Regions from separate parts of the Homo sapiens genome. Here region 2 is linked to region 1. A link is an interaction called in ENCODE POLR2A ChIA-PET data of the cell type or tissue named here. Cell type or tissue: Panc1. All regions are shown on one strand. Each heading gives the region's core, and the rest is flanking DNA. Links, peaks and the distances in the headings are about the cores only.

Evidence for each region. ChIA-PET counts read pairs that join two places held together with the same protein. Peaks named below come from ENCODE experiments on the same cell type or tissue, not always from the same donor. Only the 100,000 strongest peaks of a DNase experiment are listed, where the experiment ranks them.
Region 2: POLR2A ChIA-PET joins it to region 1 with 17 read pairs; 4 of 35 experiments call an interaction of 5 or more read pairs at or near these places.

What each region holds. Positions count from the first base shown.
Region 1 is chr18:59,004,718-59,013,042 of GRCh38, forward strand. It overlaps the pseudogene OACYLP. Among named protein-coding and RNA genes, the nearest start is that of SEC11C, 130 kb to the right of the region's middle. In Panc1, for the core only: no CTCF peak of the experiment used is centred there; no DNase peak of the experiment used is centred there; H3K27ac peaks cover 3,976 bases.
Region 2 is chr18:58,872,519-58,878,921 of GRCh38, forward strand. The region is part of intron 2 of ZNF532 (zinc finger protein 532); the gene reads left to right. Among named protein-coding and RNA genes, the nearest start is that of ZNF532, 11 kb to the left of the region's middle. In Panc1, for the core only: no CTCF peak of the experiment used is centred there; no DNase peak of the experiment used is centred there; H3K27ac peaks cover 923 bases.

The DNA.
Region 1 (8,325 bases), core at 1,600-6,599:
CAGATTTCTAGTCCCCAGAACTGTGAGATAATACATCTCTGTTGTTTTAAGCCACCCAGTTCATGGAAAATTCTGAAGACAGCACTAGCAAACTAATACAAAGAACTGTGTATTAAAGCCTCTCAAATGCACCCTAAAATCAAAAGCATGCATTTATCATCCAGAACGGGGGGAGGGGGGAGAGGAGGCGGGAAAGCAAAGCACTGTGTCTCAGGTAGGTCCAGGGACTCATTTTCCTTGAGACGTAGCAGAGCTTTTTTTTTTTTTTTTTTTTTTTTGAGGCATCTCATTCTGTTGCCAGGCTAGAGTGCAGTTGCATGGTCTCAGGTCACTGCAACCTCTACCTCACCAGTTCAAGTGATTCTCCTGCCTCAGCCTCCCAAGTAAGCTGGGACTACAGGTACACACAACCACACCTGGCTCATTTTTGTATTTTTTCTAGTAGAGGTGGGGTTTTGCCATGTTGGCCAGGCTGGTCTTGAACTCCTGACCTCAGGTGATCTGCCTGCCTTGGCCTCCCAGCGTGCTGGGATTACAGGTGTGAGCCACCGTGCCTCGCCCCAGAGCATTTTCTTAAAGTGCAATGGGCCCATGTGTGTCTACAGCAGAGGACTTGCCAGGGAAGCTACTGATGTGGAATTATAACTTTGCTGGGCAGATCCTGGCTCCTCCCCAGGCTTCATGTGATTGCTGCATTTTGCTGCACTTGATTCCTCTGGGACAGAATGAGGAGGGAGGAAGGGAGGCCTCTGGATCCCAAGCAGCCTGCAGGGCTTTTCATTTCCTGTTTCTCTAATCTCATCACATTCTTGAAATTGTCCCCAAGCAGCTACTTTTGCTCTGAGACTTTCTTAACCCTTCAAGTCCCTCTTCCCTGGTTCCTATACCAAGCCCTGATGGCCAGGGCACTGAGCTTCCTACTCGGGTCACTTGCTCCCTTTGGCTTCCTCGTTTCCCTCCCGGAATGCTTATTTCATGTTTCTTGTCCGTGTGCCTCACCTTCTTTCCTGGAAGCCAAGGCCACGGCTGATGCCTTGTCGGAGGCAGGGGTCTGCAGGCAGACACTGAATGGACCAGCACCCATCATGGGCCCCTGGCCGAGCCTGGTTCCCCTGTCACCAGGGCAGGTCTGGTCATCTTGATTTTCAGTCTCTGAATGTTGCCTCTTTTCCCACCCAGCTGTTAGTCTGGAGGGCATTTTACTCAAGGCCTGACCCTCTCCTGGTGCTAGAGCAAGGGACAGAAAAGATGCTGAAATGAAGCAAATGTTAAAATAAAGGGTGAAACTGGGCTTCACTGAAATTCCGGGTTCACTGGATACCAAATATCCATGCTGCAGTAGACTGAAACACAGTCCCCCAAAAGACATCCCAATTCCTGGAGCCTGTGAATGTTACCTTGTATGGAAACAGGGTCTTTGCAGGTATGATTAAATTAAGGATCTTAAAATGTGGGGGTTGTCCTGGGTTATCCAGGTGGGCCCTAAATGCAGCCCCATGTACCTTTAGAAGAGAGAGACGGGCCAGGCTCACGCTGGTAATCCCAGCACTTTGGGAGGCTGAGGCAGTTGGATCACTGAAGGTCAGGAGTTCGAAACCAGTCTGGCCAACATGATGAAACCTCGTCTCTACTATAAATACAAAAATTAGCCAGGCATGGTGGCAGGTGCTTGTAATCCCAGCTACTTGGGAGGCTGAGGCAGGAGAATTGCTTGAACCTGAGAGGTAGAGGTTGGCGTGAGCTGAGATGGTGCCACTGCACTCTAGCCTGGGTGACAGTGAGAATCTCAAAAAAAAAGGGAGACAGGAGGAAATATGCATCCACCACACAGGCACACGCAGATGATGTGACCACAGAGGCAGAGTCTGGAATGCTGTGGCCACAATCCAAGGGGAGCTGGCAGCTGGAGGAAGGAAAGAACAGATTCTTCCTGCAGCCTCCACAAGGAGTGCAGCCCTTGCTACTGCCTTGGTTTCAGTCCAGTCATATTTATTTGGGATTTCTGGTCTCCATAACTGTGAGAAAATAAATTTCCATTGTTTTAAGCCATGAAATCTGTGGTAATTGCTACAGTAGCCACAAGAAATTGATATGCATGCTATTCTTGTTCTTTTGGTCTAAGGTTAATAGCTGACCAGACACAAGGGGGACTGCCAGGAAGTGTCTGCTAAGAGCCTGTCTTGGGAACTAGGCTGTGAAATGGAGGGCACATTCAGCTCTTTCTTTTACCGCAAGGAAATCTCTGGCACCAGATAGTTAGCATTTTACTGTATGCCCTGTATCATCAACTATAAGGCAAGGACTATTCTCGTTTTTAAAAATCTCCAGTGTAACAGCAATCTGGTAGGTGCTCAATAAAAGCTTCAAGGTCATAATTCCTTTCAGGATTTGTTTCTGGCCTGGCATTCCAGAAGCTTCCACTGCTTTCAACTTCATGATGTCAATGCATCATATTTAAAAACTTAAGACTGTAGACCAAGGTCTCCTTTTTCCTCTATTCAAACCCAGAAATTAATCAGCTGTGCATTTTAATATCCACATTTCATTGCCACCAAGCGAGAAAGAAAATTTGCCTGCCAATTAGCACAGAATTGAAACAAGTTGTTTTTAATCTTTTGAAAATGAAACTTGGAACAACTGCCATATGATTTGACGTAGCAAGTGCGATTAATCATTCATTTATCCTATTTCTCCCTCCAATGACAATCAGAATGTATTTTGATTTGGAGGGTGCCTGTGCCCTGGCATCTCTTAGGTTCTTGACAGAAGCTAATTAAGGATTAGTTTGGAAAAGGGCAACTTGTCCATTTGAATTCATACTCAGAAAGGAAGCAAATGCAATTTGAAAATTTGCGTAGCAAATGATATGAGCTCAGCTAGACAATCACAAATGCAATCAGTTTAGAAAGCAAATACCAAGTGGAAAGAAAACAAGAATTTAATCTTCTCAAATGAAGAATGGGATATTCTTCATGTGCCCTTCAGGATTTACCTAAGGAGGGAGACAGCCTCAGTTTTGACATCTCTTTTGTCTCCTTCAAAGTTTATGGTTCCAGACCCTTTCTTACACTTTAGGCTACAGAGTTGGGGCTACTCTGTGACGGAATAGGGGATTTGAAAATCATTTAGTGTGTTACAGGCCGGGCATGGTGGCTCATGCCTGTAACCCCAGCACTTTGAGAGGCCGAGGCAGGTGGATCATTTGAGGTCAGGAGTTTGACACCAGCCTGGCCAAGATGGTGAAACCTCATCTCTACTAAAAATACAAAAATTAACTGGATGTGGTGGTGCACGTCTGTAATCCCAGCTACTTGGGAGGCTGAAGCACGAGAGTCGCTTGAACCCAGGAAGTGGAGGCTGCAGTGAGCCCAGATGGTGCCACTGCACTCCAGCCTGGGTGACAAGATTCTGTCTCAAAAAAAAAAAAAAAAATTTAGTCTGTTACAGTAAATGCACCCAGTTTTTTTTTTGTTATTGTTTTGTTTTCCTGACACAAGGAGGACTTCAAAATGTCTCTGTGGAGCTGGATTTTGGGCATTTGAAGTTAGATTTTTTTAAGTTTAATTTGATTCAGCAAATGTTCACTGAGCTCCTGCCCTGAGAGATACATGAAGACATAGCGCCTCCTCCCTCCCCTCACCATGGGAGACAGACAGGTACACAATGACAACATACCTTTAAATGTGATATGTAAGCAAGAATCTGGAATGCTTCTTAGGGAAGAACATCCTTCAGCCTAGACTTAAAGGATGACTCAACATTTGCCAGGCAGATGGAAAGGAGGAACATTCCAAGCTTAAAGACAGTGTCGCCTGGTGCGTTCTGTATCTCGGAGCAGAGGAAATGAGCGTGGGTTGGGAGGACGAGACCAGAGGGGCAAGCCAGGTTACGAAGGGCCTTTTAAACCACACTCAGGAGTCTGGAATTAATCCTAAAAGTCAGAGCAGGCAAGCCTGGCTGCTCATTAAAATCACCTGGGACATTTTGAAAAACAATTAAAGCTCAAGCCTCACCCCTGACCAATTAAGTCATTCTTTGCGGGGGTGGAGCCTGGGCGTGAGTTTTTTTTTTTTTTTTTTTTTTTTAACGTCTCAGGTGATTTGAATGCCTACTAGAATTCCCACCAGAGCTGAGAATCACAGCCCTAGCTAACCGGTCTGCAAAGTTTTTCCCTAAAGGGCCTGATAGGGTCTCTCTTACAGCTACTCCACCCTGCCATTTTGTGCGAGAGCAGCCCTGACAATATGTAAACGAATGAGCAAGGCCATATTAAAAATAAACTTTTCTTAAAAGACAAGCAGGGTTATAGTTGGCCAACCCCTACTCTAGATGATGGGACGCCATTAAGAATTTAAGAAGTATATTGATTCAAAATTTTTTACAGATTATTACATGAATAATACATGAATTTGTTCACACTGTAAATGAATCTAAATAATGCAGACAAAGTTCAAGGCCTTTTTATTCCCTCATTCAAATACCAATCCCTTTCCTAGATGATAAGTGTTATCAATGAGGTATAAATTTTTCTAGAATTTTCTCCTTCCTCTTTTTGGTATGTACTAGAAAGACATAATTTTGTTTTGTAAGTTTAAAAAATATATTTATTGTTTTTGCCAGGCACGGTGGCCTGTAATCCGGCACTTTGGGAGGCCAAGGTGGGAGGATCACTTGAGTCCGGGAGTTCGAGATCAGCCTGGGCAACATAATATATAGACCCTGTCTATACAAAAATTAAAAAACAAAATTAGCTGGGTATAGTGGTGTGTGCCTGTAGTCGTAGCGACTCAGGAGGCTGAGGTGGAAGGATCGCTTAAGCCTGGGAGGTCAAGGCTGTAGTGAGCTGAGATCATACCACTGCACTCTAGCCTGGGTGACAGAGTAATGTTCTCTCTCTCTCTATATATATATATGTATATATGTGTGTGTGTATATATATGTATATATATGTGTGTATATGTGTATATATGTGTGTATATATGTACACATATATGTATATATACATATATACACACATATATATACACACACATATATATATGTAGGACACAGTCTGTGTCCAATTCTTTTTGCCATTACAAGAATTACTGCCACAAGCATCTTGCAATGTGTGCTCATGTGTGTATCCCTGGGGCAGATTCTGAGATGTTGACTTGCTGGGTCACTGTGCCTAGCAGTTAGAAAGGAGTCTTTGGTTAAACCCCAGACACTGACTCTGGCAAACTTCAACATAAAAGAAAGCTATTGGCGGAGTATGGGGCAGCTCAGAGGAGGGAGGGAAAGGCCAAAGACCTGCTTCCTGGCAGATGAGTGGAGCCCAAGCTTGGCTTTGGGCCCTGTCTAACTTCACTAAAGTCCTGGCAGAGGGTTGACCTTGTGTCACAGTGATGAGAAGTAAGGCTGGGTGTGGCTTCCAGGGATCCCTTTGGGCTCTGTAATGAGAGGACAGAGCACCTTGATTTTTTGGTCAAGATTGTGCACAGTTGGGGAGTGGTATTCTCTAAAAGAAAATCTAGTTGCTTACTAAGAAGAGAATGGCTTCTAGGAGACCAAAAAAATTTCTTCAGGCAGGGTGTGGTGGCTCACTCCTGTAATCCCAGCACTTTGGGAGGCTGAGGCAGGTGGATTACTTGAGCTCAGGAGTTCAAGACCAGCCTGAGCTACAAGGCAAAACCTCATTTTTATCAAAATAAAAAAAATAAAAATAAAAAAATTTCTTCATATTCTTACTGTCTTAGTTCATTTTCTGCTGCTATAACAGAATATGATAGACTGGGTAATTTATAAAGAAAAGAGATTTATTTTCTCACAGTTCTAGAGGCTGGGAAGTAGACTTCCCAGCATGGTGTTGGCATGGTGTTGGCATCTGGTAAGGGACTTTGTGCCGTGTTATCCCGCAGTGGAAGGTGGAAGGGTAAATGAGAGAGAAAGCATAAGGAACTAGGCTAGCTTTTATAATAACCCACTCTCTACACAAGTGACCCGGTCCTGCAATAATGACATTAGTCCATTATTAGGTCTCTTATTAGGCCTAATGAGCTCTTATTAGACCTCACCCTCCAATACTGGTACACTGGGGACTCAGTTTCCAACACATGAATTTTGGGGGAGACAGTCAAACCATGACACTCACCAACACTTAATTGGATTAACTTTAAAAATTTTAACCAATACAGTAGGTAGAAAAGAGTGGTATCTAATTGTCGTTCACTGGCAAGGCTGAACAGCTTTCTCATATTTATTAATCAGTTGGATTTCCTTCTCCAAGGGTTTCCTGTTCATATCTTTTGTGGATTTTAAATTAGTTTCTTTGACTTTTTAAAAATGTTTGCTTTGTGCCGGGTGCAGTGGCTTACGCCTGTAATCTCAGTACTTTGGGAGGCCGAGGCAGGTGGATCATGAAATCAGGAGTCTGGGACCAGCCTAGCCAACATGGTGAAACCCCATCTCTACTAAAAATATAAAAATTAGCTGGGTGTGGTGGTGCATGCCTGTAATCCCAGCAACTTGGGAGGCTGAGGCAGGAGAATTGCTTGAACCTGGGAGGTGGAGGTTGCAGTGAGCTGAGATCACATCACTGCACTCCAGCCTGGGCAACAGAGTGAGACCCCACCTCAAAAAAAAAAAAAAGTTTGCTTTGTAAGAGTTCTTTATATGTTCTGAATGCGATTCTTTATCTAAGCTATAAATATGGTGACTGTGTTCTCTCCTTATCTTTTAACTACGTTCTTGGTGCCTTGAAGAGTTTAAAGGAGGGGAGGGACATGGTCAGTCTTGTGATTCAGCTCAGTCTAGAAGATCACTGATGGCTATAAACGGCCAAGTTGGACACCAGCTCTAAAGTTCTGAGTGTGGTGAGAAACAAGGAGACTCAAACTCATTGGAAGAAAAATGGGAGGGTCGGTAATTCTCATTCCAGCAAAAACCTGGAATAATGAAAACCTATGGAAAAGAGGTCACTGATAACCAGCACCCACTGGCTGAGCCCAAGAGGTCTGATGCAGTGGAACTGGCCAAAGAAGAGGCGAGGGCTCCTGTCAAAAGCCAGTTAACCCGGTGAACTCAGCAAGTACCGTTTGTCAAGTTAGGACCAGGAGGTTTTCAAAATGACATATTCCTTTTTTTTTTTTTTTTTGAGACAGAGTCTCTCTCTCTCTCTCAGGCTTGAGTGCAGTGGTGTGATCATGGCTCACTGCTGCCTTGACCTTCCCTGGTGAGGTAATCTTCCCACCTCAGTCTCTCGAGTAGCTGGGACTACAGGTGCAAGCCACCACGCCTGGCTAATTTTTTGTACTTTTGTAGAGAGATGGGGTTTTGCCACATTGCCCAGAGTGGTCTTGAGCTTGTGGGCTCAAGCGATCCACCTGCCTCAGCCACCAAAAGTGCTGGGATTACAGGTGTGAGCCACCACACTCGGCCTATGTAGTTCCTTTTTTTTTTTTTTTTTTTTTAAAGCACACATGTAAGCAAAATGCAGTTCCTTCAACCTGATTTCCAGACTAAATCTCAGAAATCCAATTGCAGTAGTTAAGACAGAAATGCTGGAGGAGCTGGGTCATTTCACAAGCTCTATTGGGGTTTTCTCCTCACTCCTTCTAAGGATTACCATTATCTTTAGTTATGTCTAAGAATCTATATTCCAAACTGACAAGTAAAAACTGGGTCCTTGTGTCTATTTTAAAGAGTAAGAGGTTATGAATTCAGCTTAAACTGGGTTTGAATACACAGCTCTAATTCTTGCTAGCAAGTAAAAGGAGGTAGGTTTATGTTGTTGTGTATATTACTTATCATTTCTGAGCCTCAGTTTTCTCACTTCTACTACCCTTTACTGGTAATGTGACCTTGAGTGAATGACGTGACCTCCCTGTGCCTCAGTTTCCGTATCTGTAAAATGGGGACTATAATGATTACTTAGCTCATAACATTACACAGTTGTGTGAGGGTTAAATGAGACAATGGACAGAAAGCAACTCAAAACATGCCTGGCACACACTAGGGCCTACGTGTTAGTTGTTATTGTTACTGATGTCAAAACTGGGAGAAGCCTTTAGGGTCCTGAAGGCAGTCACCCGGTATGTATGGTGTGTGTGTGTCTGTGTGTCTGTGTGTGCATTTGTATGTGTGCAAGTGGTACTGCCTACACAGTGGTCCTCAAAGTGGTTCCTAATCAGCAGCATCTGTATCACATGAGAATTTGATAAAACACAAGCTCAGGCACATGTTATACCTACTGAATCAGAAACTCTGGTTGTGGGGCCCAGCATTCTGTGTTTTACCAAGCCTGCAGGGACACTGAAGCATGCTAGCCTGTGAAAACCGCAGGCC
Region 2 (6,403 bases), core at 1-5,000, 130 kb before region 1:
GGACCCCATAGCTGGAAGTACTTCACACATTTGTAGTTATCTCATTTTCTACAGTGAGCCCACATTGGAGGGTGGGGCCATCAGGTAACCAATAGCAGGTTTAGAACTGGAACCCAGCACTATAGTCCTAGCCCAAGACCGCATTCATCATTACCTTCTCTCTGCCTTCCAACATTTATCTTTTTTTTTTTTTTTTTTTGAGACCGAGTTTTGCTGTGTCGCTCAGGCTGGAGTACAGTGGCGTGATCTCGGCTCACTGCAACCTCCGCCTTCCGGGTTCAAGCGATCCTCCTGCCTCAGCCTCCTGAGTAGCTGGGATTACAGGCATGTGCCACCACGCCCGGCTAATTTTTGTATTTTTAGTAGAGATGGGGTTTCACCATGTTAGCCAGGATGGTCTCAATCTCCTGACCCTGTGGTCTGCCCACCTTGGCCTCCCAAAGTGTTGGGATTACAGGCGTGAGCCAACACACCCGGCCTAAAATTTATCTTATGTTTTATTTTTTTGAGGCAGGGTCTCACTGTGTCACCCAGACTGGAGTGCAGTGCTGCGATCTTTGCTCACTGCAGCCTTAACCCCCAGGGCTCAAGTGATCCTCCTACCTTGGCCTCCCACCTCAGCCTCCTGAGTAGGTGGGACCACAGGCACATGCCACCACGCCCGGCTAATTTTGTTTATTTTTTGTAGAGAAGGGATCTCTCTATGTTGCCCAGGCTGGTCTCAAACACCTGTGCTCAAGTGATCTGCCTTCCTTGACCTCCCAAAGTGCTGAGATCAGAGGCATGAGCCACTGCACCCAACTATGTTTTGATGGTATTTAATCCTCCTCCTATTTATAATCTTTATGTGAACCTGAAAACACGATTTGATTAAGTTAAGCTTTACCGAGGTACTTGTTGAGAAGCTGGTCTTTGATGATTTTGCTGATTTTTTTTTTTGTTTTTTCTGGGATGAAGTCTTGCTCTGTCGCCCATACTGGAGTGCAATGGCGCAATCTTGGCTCACTGCAACCTCTGCCTCCTGGGTTCAAGCAGTTCTCCTGCCTCAGCCTCCCAAATAGCTGGTATTAAAGGCGCCTGCCACCATGCCTGGCTCATTAATTTTTTGTAGTTTTAGTAGAGACGGGGTAACACCATGTCTCTATCTCCTGACCTCAGGTGATCCACCCACCTCGGCCTCCTAAATTACAGGGGTGAGCCACTGCACCTGGCCAGTTTTGCTGATTTAACCTAGCAAGAATGGGAGAGGTAATTTGAAAACTGATTTTACTTTGTGTTCTGGTGAAATCTGAGTGATAAAGGCCACGGAGATTTTCACTTGCCTTTGCCCAGCTCTCAATGATATAAACCTGATTGCCTGTCAGTGATGTAAACCTGTGTTTTGCCACTTACTAGCTGCGGGACCTTGAACAGGTTATGTAAATTCTAAACCATACGTTTCCTGAGGGTTGTTAGGAGGATTAAATGCATATATAAAGTGTTTAGCAGAATATGTGGTGAGCCCTTCCTACAATCTTAGCTGTTGTTTTGTGGTCTTTGGTCTCTGTTTTGGGAGAGTAGCCTTAGTCCCAGGACTTTTTTTTTCTTTCTTGGAGGGTATTGTCTCCTGTCCTGCCTTACCTCATTGGCAAGTATATTTGTTTTTGACCATGAAAACAGACTGTGTGTCTCCTCCTTGTCGCTAGAGTTTTAGTTACAGCTGCCCTATATCAGGTTAAAAGTGGGTGAAGTAGACACAAGGGTAGTGTATTTGTTCCTACTTGGCTCTACTTTCATTTGTGGTTGGAGAATCTTGTCTGAATTTTGTATTTATTTATTTATATTTTATTCTATTATTTTTTTTGAGAGATAGTTTTGCTCTTGTTGCCCAGGTTGGAGTGCAATGGCGCGATCTCGCCTCATCGCAACCCCTGCCTCCCAGGTTCAAGCGATTCTTCTGCCTCAGCCTCCTGTGTAGCTGGGGTTACAGGCGCCCACCACCATGCACAACTAATTTTTGTTTTTTTAGTAGAGACTGGGTTTCACCATGTCAGGCTGGTCTTGAACTCCTGACCTCAGGCGATCCACCCGCCTTGGCCTCCTACAGTGCTGGGATTACAGGCGTGAGCCACTGCGTCTGGCCTGAATTTTGTATTTGTAATCTAGTACTTGAACATTTTTTTGCTTCTGGAAAAATTTTCCACTGAGTGGCTGTACTTTAGGTTGTCTGTGGGTGCAATTTACGTTGACCAAAGTTTAAAACAAAACAAAACTTGATGGTGAAAATATGCCAGGTTAGCAAAAGCCTATATTCTGACCCTTTCCCCCGGCACTTCGCTTCCCATGTTTGTTTGACCATGCCTAGATACTTATATTCTGCACACTGGGATTTGGGGGTGATAGAAGGGTGAGTGGAGAAGGATCTATGAATAATTATTTTATTTCTGGAACTACTCTGTTCAGTAGTGTGGTAGCCACTAGCCACATATGACTACTGAGCACTTGAAATATGGCAAATCCTAATTGAAATAAGCTGTAAGTATAAGATACATATCAGGTTTTGAAGATGTAATGAAAAAAAACAGAATATCTTGTTTTTTATATTGATTACATGTTGAATTCATAACATTTTGGCTATTTCACCTTTCCCCCCCCTTTTTTTCTCTTTTTCAAAAAATTAAAACTTTTTTTTCCTGGAGATGAGTGTCTTGCTGTGTTGCCCAGGCTGGTCTCAAACTTCTGGACTCAAGTGATCTTTCCCACTCAGGCTCCCAAAGTGTTGGGATTATGGGCATGAGCCACTGTGCCAAGTCCTTTTTTTCCTATTTTTAAAATATGACTGCTAGAAAATGTAAAACTAGATATGTGGCTTTTGTTATACTTCCCTTGGACAATGCTGTTCTGGAATGGTGGGTGGACATTCAAATAAATTTAGCAATGAAATTTTTCTGGTGCCCTGCAGTATTCATATTTGTTGATAACATTGAGTCTCTCCTTCTGTTAACAAAGATAGTGCTAGTTTGGCCCCTTTTTCTCTCTCAGGTGTTCCTAATTCACCTGTCTCCATCACAGGTCTACACAGCCACACTGGGTTGGTGTTTGCTTCATTATGGAAAGGGAACCAGTATTAATCACAGGTTTGCTGTGTGCTGGATGCCTTATACTTACTGTCCCCTGTAAGGTTATACTTCACATTCCTGTTGAGACTCACAGCTTGAGTGACCAGCTGAAGAATGCTCCACTAGTAGGTGATCGACCCTAGATTTGAACCAGGGTCTGGCCAGCTTTGAAATTCTTTTCTGTTTCTACCACTTTGTACATCTTTTCCGTGTAAAAGCTCCAGTTTGCTGCTGGTGTTCCGTACCTCTCGGGAGCCCTTGTCGTCTAGAGTGTATTTCTCACACTTTAGTTTGCATACAAATCACTTGGGGATCTTTTTTTTTTTTTTTTTTTGAGACAGAGTCTCGCTCTGTCGCCCAGGCTGGAGTGCAGTGGCGCGATCTCGACTCACTGCAAGCTCTGCCTCCCGGGTTCATGCCATTCTCCTGCCTCAGCCTCCCGAGTAGCTGGGACTACAGGCCCCCGCCACCATGCCCGGCTATTTTTTTTGTATTTTTTAGTAGAGACGGGGTTTCACCGTGTTAGCCAGGATGGTCTCGATCTCCTGACCTCGTGATCCGCCTGCCTCGGCCTCCCAAAGTGCTGGGATTACAGGCGTGAGCCACCGCGCCCAGCCTCACTTGGGGATCTTGTTAAAATACAGATAATGATTCTGTAGGGCTGGGATGGGCCCAAGACTGCATTTCTAAGTAGCCTCCTGGTGCCATTGACCCTGCTGGTTCATGGCCTGTCACGCTCTGAGTAGCAAGGCTCTCTGCTCCTCCCTTGGTCTCGGACCTGCTTCCTCTCTGCTTCCAAAGCGATAAGATTCTCCAGGCCTTCCCTGACACCACAGGGACTTACCCTCTAGCTTGGCATGTGATGCTAGCAGGGAGCAGACATGGGGGCCAGGACTGTTTTTTTTGATCACAGATGCCCAGTTCTGGCATGAATGCTAATTTCTGAGTACTCAGGATCTGAATGGATCCGGGGTTTATTCCTCTCCCTACATTTCTGCATTACTCCACCTTTGATATTGTGATCCCTTTGACACTTGTAGTCGGATCAGATGGAAAAGAATTTTAATATTGTGATTGCATCCAGGAGATGGGGCAAAGGTGCCTGTTATGACTTCATGAAGACTGTCAGGCCTTAGGTCAGCACAGACAAGTGACTTTGGGCCTAGTGCAATGGCTCACGCCTGTAATCCCAGCACTTCGGGAGGCTGAGGCTGAGGTGGGAAGATCACTTGAGGCCAAGAGTTTGAGACCAGCCTGGGCAACATGGTAAACCCCGTCTCTACAAGAAATAAAATTAGCTGGCTGTGGTGGTGTGCACCCGTAGTCCTAGCTACTTAGGAGACTGAGGCAAGAGGATCACTTGAGCCCAGGAGTTAGAGGCTGCAGTGAGCTAGGATCACACTACTGCACTTCAGCCTGGGCAACAGAGTGAGACCTTGTCTCGAGAAAAAAAAAAAGCAGAAAAGAAAAGTGACTGTGTTTGGTTCACGGATTCAGTATCCAGTGAGAGATGCGGACTGAAGGCAGTTAGCTTGCCACCGTTTCTGCCCCCTTGCCTGATGAGGAATAGAGGTGACTTGGGAGTTTTCCTTAGAATGGGGGTTAGAAGAGCCACTTCATGTAGCAGTGTTGGAAAACGGCTAGTCACATCACCTCTCCAGCACGTGATGGAGACAGCCTCCATTGGGTCCTTGGGTGAAGCTGTCCTGGGGAAGGTTGCCTTGGGGCCTGGACCAAACAGGAGATTGAGTTGCAGGAAGGAGTTCACTGTGTTATATGTTTAAACTCTTATGTAAGAGACTGGAGAATTTTACTTAGTGGGTTTATTTTACTTTGGGAAGGCACATTGATTAAATCAGCTATAGCAATAAATAAATGTCTGTTGCATGAGTTCAGTTTTAACTTCCCCATCTCTCTACAAGAAAGTCTGCCATTTCACAGAAATTCTAGTTGAAATTTAGATCTTACTGGACATCTGGGCACTGAGAGTTCTGTGTTATATGAATCTGGCACATTGAATTGGATTTATTAATCGTTGGCTAAGTCTGTCAACTCCCTGTGCTGTGCAGAATCCTGTGCCTGGCATGGTGACAGTATCGGCTCTGGGCCTGTGAGTGTGGCCCTTATGGAATCACAGATTGTTGGAAGGGGAGTGGAGTGGGGTTTGGAAGAATAGGGACAAGGTTGGGTGTGTCCTAAGGATGGTCAAGGCTGTGGGGCCAGCCCTGGATTAAGGAAGTGGAACTATGGAAGTTAGTCACAGTTGGGGGGTGAGTTTAGAATGTAGCTAGGGCAGAATGTTGCCATAGCATGCCAAGAGTCAGGGTAAGTTAAAGAGTCAGAGACTGGGCAGGTTGGCTGGGCATGGTGGCTCACACCTGTAATCCCAGCACTTTGGGAGGCTGAGGTGGGCAGATCAATAGAGGTCAGGAGTTCGAGACCAGTCTGGCCAACATGGTGAAACCCAGTCTCTACTAAAATGACAAAAAGTAGCTAGGTGTGGTGGCATGCACCTGTATTCCCAGCTACTCGGGAGGCTGAGTCAGGAGAATCACTTGAACCTGGGAGGCAGGAGTTGCAGTGAGCTGAGATTGAGCCACTGCACTCCAGCCTGGGCGACAGAGCAAGACTCCATCTCAAAAAACAAAAAAAACAAAACGAAAAAAAACCACTGGGCAGGTAGACCTTCAGAGGACATCAGAAGGCCAAAGATGATGGGCACAAGTCCGGTGAAATAGGCAAGGACGGGAACACATACAGATGCAGGACAGATGGCCATGCACAAGTGCATGATGGCAGGAGTCGGCAGTCCGAAAGATCTGTGATCTGTGGTGCTGATAGGAGAGGCCCCCCTGAAGGACTACCATGGAATGAATGAGTGAGTTGGTGAATGAATGAAGACCATATGAGCTACCAGTTCCAGTGATCACTGGATAACTGCAGCCTGAAGTGGAGCCAACTTCACCCAGCCTTCACGTGGAGTGGTGACTAAGGGCCCCCGTGGCCCAGGTGGCTGAGGTGAGGGGTGTGCATTGGGAGAGGCAGTAGCTCCTTGCCTGGCAAAGTTCATACGAGAAGGCTCTGAAAGACTAGATTGTTTAGAGTTTGCATGATTTGTAGGACATGATCAAGCTATGCAGTAAGAAAGGCAGCTCATTCTGAGGCCCAGGGTTAGCAGCTGTCAGGAGGACCTGACATCAAGAACTCAAGCGTCATCTTGCACTAAGCTTACTCCGCATTCTTTTGAGGACCACATGCCCTTGGTTGTCTCTTTTGCTTCCCCCTTAGTAGAACTTCTTTCCTAT